Linked DNA regions of Homo sapiens: region 2 is linked to region 1. Evidence: read pairs that join two places in POLR2A ChIA-PET (ENCODE). Cell type or tissue: PC-9. All regions are shown on one strand. Each heading gives the region's core, and the rest is flanking DNA. Links, peaks and the distances in the headings are about the cores only.

Region 1 (2,909 bases), core at 150-2,649:
CTTTATGGAACAATAAGTACTTACTCCATCAGTAATGGGTAGATGGATGCTGGGTGGGTGGATGAATGAGTTGAGGTAGATGGATGGGCGTGTGAGTGGTGGGTGAATGGATGAGGATTGGTGACTGGATGGGTGGGGGACGGACAGGTGGGTGGATGAGTCACCCAGGCTGAGCCTGGCATGGGTCCTCATGCATCATAGGCTCTACAGGAGGAACTAGCCATTTACTGGAGCTCCATGGAGGAGCTTGACCAGACGGCCCAAACCCTCACTGGCCCCGAAGTCCCTGAGCAGCAGCGTGTGGTGCAGGAGAGGCTCCGGGAGCAGCTGCGGGCACTGCAGGAGTTGGCGGCCACACGGTGAGGACACCATAACCCCTCTCATCAGTGGGTACAGGAGGCCTAGCCACAGCTGACTGTTCCCATGCCATGGCCCAAAGTCAATCAGAACCCATGACCCCAGGCTGTAGAGATGCATTGGGAAAAGGGTGTGTGTTGCTCACCTCTTTCCATAAATTCTTCAGTGAGGCCCCACAACTCCCTGCAGTCCATCTCCCCACGTCCACACCCTCCTCTGCCCCTACACCTGCACTGCTGTGTCTACTACTCCCTGAATCGTGAGCCGCAGGCTTGGACAGAGACCATGAGTAACCCCAGTTTTCAGATTGGCCCCTCTGGCTGGCCCGACTGGCCCCCAGGGGGGTGGGCAACTCACTTCTGGGGAACCACGGACTGTTACCACAGGGACCGGGAACTGGAGGGGACCCTGAGGCTGCATGAGTTCCTGAGGGAGGCTGAGGACCTGCAGGGCTGGCTGGCAAGCCAGAAGCAGGCAGCCAAAGGAGGGGAGAGCCTGGGAGAGGACCCCGAGCACGCCCTGGTGAGAAGAGGGCCAGGGTCAAGGAGGGTGCCCTGAGGCAGAGCCTATGGGGTGGGGAAGCTGGCTCTGGCGGGGCGGAGGAAGAAGGTGGCAGCAGAGCGGTGAGCCCTGGCTGAGGTGGGGCCTCCTCAGTGGAGCGGGCAGACGCCGTGGCTATCCAAGCCCACATCACCCAGTTGGGCACTGAGGTGCCTCGATTCCCAGGCTGCTTGACGCCTAACCAGCTGGGGGCTACCCTGTCACCCACTCCCCTCTTCTCAGCACCTCTGCACCAAGTTTGCAAAGTTTCAGCACCAAGTGGAGATGGGCAGCCAGCGGGTGGCCGCCTGCCGGCTGCTGGCGGAGAGCCTGCTAGAGCGTGGGCACAGTGCTGGCCCCATGGTCCGTCAGAGGCAGCAGGATCTGCAGTGAGTGCCCAACGGGCCAGGCCAGCATGGGGTTTGGGGGAAGGAGCTGGGCAGGCAGGGCCCAGAGTGGTAAGAGAGGATGGCATGCTGTGAGGGCCACACTGGCCCTGGCTGCCCACGGGGCTCTGCAGGGGGCCTAGCTCCAGAGAAGCTGAGCCCGCCACAGGCTCTGGTCTGTGAAGGAAGGTGAGGCTGGGTGTGCAGGTCAGAGTCCTGCCCCCAGGATTGAGAGCAGGAGCTGTGGGAAGATGGTGGGGCCAGACATCAGGGCCTTCCCCTGAGCTACCCCAGCTCCTGTGCTCACTCGGGACAGCCCATGCCTCGTGTGGTTCCTAGCTGTCCACTTGGCTGATTTGGATCCACTCCCAGCCTGTGAGCTTTGAGGCAAGGTCATGACTTGCTCATAACCCCTAGCCCAGAGCCTGGCCTGGCAGAAGCCTTAGGAGCTCAGCCAGTTGCAGAGTTAGCGAGGAACGGAGAGATGTGGCCTCTGCCCACAAAGCGTCTGTGATCATAACCTGGGTGACGCACTGTGAGTCAAAGCACAGGATGTAAAGAGTATCACAGCACAGATACCATGCAGTGCCGAGCATTACAGCAGCAAAGCACTGAATTCATGGTAAAGCTAGAAGACAGGCTCCCAGGAAGAAGGTGCGTAGGCAGGGCCACAGGCGGGAGAGGTTTTAAGAAGGAGGAGCTTTGGGCAAGTCCCGATACAACTCAGAGAGGAGCGGGCTGACCAGACCTAGCGGGAGGGAGGAATGACACGGCCCGGCAGCTGATCCCCGGCTGGTCTTCCACACGCCGTGGGCAGGACCGCCTGGTCGGAGCTGTGGGAGCTGACCCAGGCCCGAGGCCACGCGCTCCGAGACACCGAGACCACCCTCAGAGTTCACAGAGATCTCTTGGAAGTCCTCACCCAGGTCCAGGTGTGAGCCGGAGGGGTGGCTAGAAGTGGATACACTCCAGGCTCAGTGCCCACGCTCCATCCCTCATCTCCTCGGCATTCTCCCTTCCTCAGGAGAAAGCCACGAGCCTCCCCAACAATGTGGCACGGGACCTGTGTGGGCTGGAGGCGCAGCTGAGAAGCCACCAGGGGCTGGAGCGAGAACTCGTGGGCACCGAGCGGCAGGTGAGCCCAGCTGGCTGCCTCTCCGACCCAGGCCCCTGCAGCCCCCTCAGGCTGGCCTGCCTGTTCCTCTAGATTTTCCACTGTCCCTCAGGGCCTCCCATGGGCCTCCTGTGCATGGCAGGACGTGGCCCAAGGGGGCCAGAGTTCCCAGGCAAGGGATACATCTGTGGGATAATCAGGAGGACATGACCCTTGCCTCCCTATTCCCTGCCCCTCCCGCAGCTGCAGGAACTGCTGGAGACTGCAGGCAGGGTGCAGAAGCTGTGTCCGGGGCCTCAGGCCCATGCGGTGCAGCAGAGGCAGCAAGCTGTGACGCAGGCGTGGGCAGTGCTGCAGCGACGCATGGAGCAGCGCAGGGCCCAGCTGGAGCGGGCACGCCTCCTGGCCCGCTTCCGCACGGCGGTGAGGGCTCCTGCCCTTTGGGTGGTGTGTGTGTGCATGTGTGTGTGCTGCACCATGCATGGGCATGCACGCATGAGGCCCTCCAGCTC
Region 2 (2,909 bases), core at 142-2,641, 90 kb before region 1:
GTATTTGCTCTTCCCAAGCAGCAGCTCACCATTGCTTTAACGCAGACCTTCTTGGAAAAGTGATTGATTTACTCATACAGGTCCTATGGAGCTCTTATTAATGTATTAGGTATTTTATGCCCTGTTGCTCTTATGAATGGGCTTTTTATTTCTCTTATTTTTTTTGGCAGGGTATTGCTGATATGTAAGGAAGCTACTGAGTTGTACATTTTTGTTTTATATCTGGTCATTTGACTCAAGAAGTTATTCTGACAGCTTGTCAGTAGATTCTCTTAGGTTTTCTAGATAGATAACTGTATCAGTTACCTTCATGATTACTTTGTCTCCCCTTCTGTTCCATATTTCATAATACCAGGAAGTAGGCATTCATATCAAGCTTCTAATCTTAATGGTATTGCCTATGTTATTTCACCTTAAGAGATTATGTCAGCTGGTGGCTTCTTATCTATAAATTAATTGCATTAAGAAATTATCTATTACTAGTTTTAAAAGGATTTCATTTAAATGATTCTATTTGGAGAAAAAAACAAAATGGATATGGAGTTTGTTAGATGCCTTTTAGCCTTTTCCTTTAACCTATGTTCTGTGGAATGCAGTTGTGGGAGATCATTCGTAAGTGTTCAAAGAAAATAAAAGGGTTCCATAGTCAAGTAACTTTGGGATATGCTGTGTTCCATAACCTCCTCATGACGATTTACAGTACTCCCAGATCAAAGAGTTTACAACCTAAAGTCTGTTGTCATACTCCTAAATTACAAGTTACAACATCAAAAACACTCAATAAATAGTCATTGCATGACTGAAAGACTGGAAGAACAAATAGAACTGTAAGAAACTGATTTGATTCTAGTGAAATTCCCCTCCCTTTCTTTCACCCTCCTCCCAAAACAGCATGGAAGGTGGAGTGGAGCAACTTACAGGTAATGGCAGTGGGTAGACAGCAGTGTGCTTTCAAGCACATCTCAGCCCTGAGGAGTATAAATCCCATCCATAGCTGGAAAAATAGCCTGAGATACGAAAAGTTTTACCCAGCAAATTCCAGTTTATTGGTTCAATGACCTAATGTCCATTCCCTTAGTAGGCACAGCAGTTTCAAAGGTGACATCATCTGAACAAACAGTCCTGGTGATAACATGTCAATGATTTAACTAAAGGAAAAATGAAAATAAAACTTAGTTTTCACATTTAAAATGTAAGTGAGGCTGGCGCGGTGGCTCACACCTCTAATCCCAGCATTTTGGAAGGCTGAGGCGGGCAGATCACCTGAGGTCAGGAGTTTGAGACCAGCCTGGACAACATGGTAAAACCCCGTCTCTACTAAAAATACAAAAATTAGCCCAGTGTGTGGCGGACGCCTGTAATCCCAGCTACTTGGGAGGCTGAGGCAGGAGAATCACTTGAACCCAGGAGGCAGAGGTTGCAGTGAGCTGAGATCATGCCACTGCACTCCAGCCTGGGTGACAAAGCAAGACTCCATCTCAAAAAAAAAAAAAAAAAAAAATGTAAGTGAAGATCAGCCTAACTTAGTTTTTCAGTAATTCAAAGGAGACTTTTTTAAGTAGATGAGATGTTTGTTCAGGGATGTTTATCTCAGCATTATTTATAACAGCAAAAAATAGAAAGCTATTTAAATGCCTAACAGGAAATGACAAAATAAATTGATACATATTCAACTTAGAATAGTATGCAGCCATTAAAAATCATGTTTTCAAAGAATTTTTAATGGTATGAGGAAAGACTAATGGTGAAAAATCAAGATGCAAAATTGTTTAACTTTTATCTCAATTTTATAAAGGAAAATTACATTTACTGAAAAATGATGGGATGGAAATACATCAAAATGTTAAAAGTAGTCATTACCCAGTATTAATGTGGTCTCCTGTAAGCTATTTAACTTGGCATAAGCAGTTTTCTCCTCTATAAACTAGGAATAAAAATACCTGCTCCCATGGCAGTGAGGATGAAATAAGCTGAATGTGTGAAATGCATTATAAACTGTACAGTACGGCTTCAGAGTAACCTGTCATTTGTTAGTATCTAGAAGCAGTGATAGTGCAGGTCATACTGTTTTGCTAGGAAATATTTATATATCTTGGCCTATCTTGTAAGACTTTGGAAGTAATAAATGCTTGATTCTCCCACTTACTTTTCCTGGTGTGAAACACAAGGATAGATTAAACAATAGAAACTGCTTTTTTTTTTTTTTTTTTGAGGTGGAGTCTCACCCAGTCTGGAATGCAGTGGTGCAATTTTGGCTCACTGCAACCTCCGCCTCCCAGGTTCAAGCAATTCTCCTGCCTCATCCTCCCGAGTAGCTGGGATTACAGGTGCGCACCACCACGCCCGGCTAATTTTTGTGCTTTTAGTAGAGACGGGGTTTCACCGTGTTTGCCACAGGGTGGCCTTGAACTCCTGACCTCACATGATCCATCCACCTCAGCCTCTCAAAGTGCTGGGATTACAGGTGTGAGCCACCGTGCCCGGCCAGAAACTGCTCTTAAAACATCTTTCCAGGCTCAAATCAAATCAGAGTAGAAGTAGTAACTCTTCCTTTTCATCCCTCTCCTAGTGAAATAGTGGATCAAGTAAGTATTCTGAAGAAAAATATATTACATGAAACTTTCCAAAACTTATTTTAAAAATGTTTCAGGCAATAGCAATGAATTGAACCCCCAAACTCCATGCACAGATGCCAAGGTATGCACGAACATATTTTAAGATCTCGTTTATCATCACACAAACCATTTCTTTTTTTTTTTTTTTTTTTTTTTTTTTTGAGACAAAGTCTTGCTCTGTCACCCAGGCTGGAGTGCAGTGGCACGATCTCGGCTCACTGCAAGCTCAGCCTCCCGGGTTCACGCCATTCTCCTGCCTCAGCCTCCCGAGTAGCTGGGACTACAGGCGCCCGC

Evidence for each region. Peaks named below come from ENCODE experiments on the same cell type or tissue, not always from the same donor. Only the 100,000 strongest peaks of a DNase experiment are listed, where the experiment ranks them.
Region 2: POLR2A ChIA-PET joins it to region 1 with 18 read pairs; 4 of 35 experiments call an interaction of 5 or more read pairs at or near these places.

Annotation. Positions count from the first base shown.
Region 1 is chr15:41,869,752-41,872,660 of GRCh38, reverse strand. SPTBN5 (spectrin beta, non-erythrocytic 5) reads left to right here. Exons shown (of 68, transcript NM_016642.4): 27 at 202-359; 28 at 744-879; 29 at 1,141-1,286; 30 at 2,101-2,215; 31 at 2,308-2,418; 32 at 2,641-2,820. Among named protein-coding and RNA genes, the nearest start is that of MIR4310, 4.7 kb to the right of the region's middle. RefSeq lists a silencer at 2,647-2,907. In PC-9, for the core only: no CTCF peak of the experiment used is centred there; no DNase peak of the experiment used is centred there.
Region 2 is chr15:41,959,263-41,962,171 of GRCh38, reverse strand. The region is part of intron 1 of EHD4 (EH domain containing 4); the gene reads left to right. Among named protein-coding and RNA genes, the nearest start is that of EHD4, 12 kb to the left of the region's middle. In PC-9, for the core only: no CTCF peak of the experiment used is centred there; no DNase peak of the experiment used is centred there; H3K27ac peaks cover 489 bases.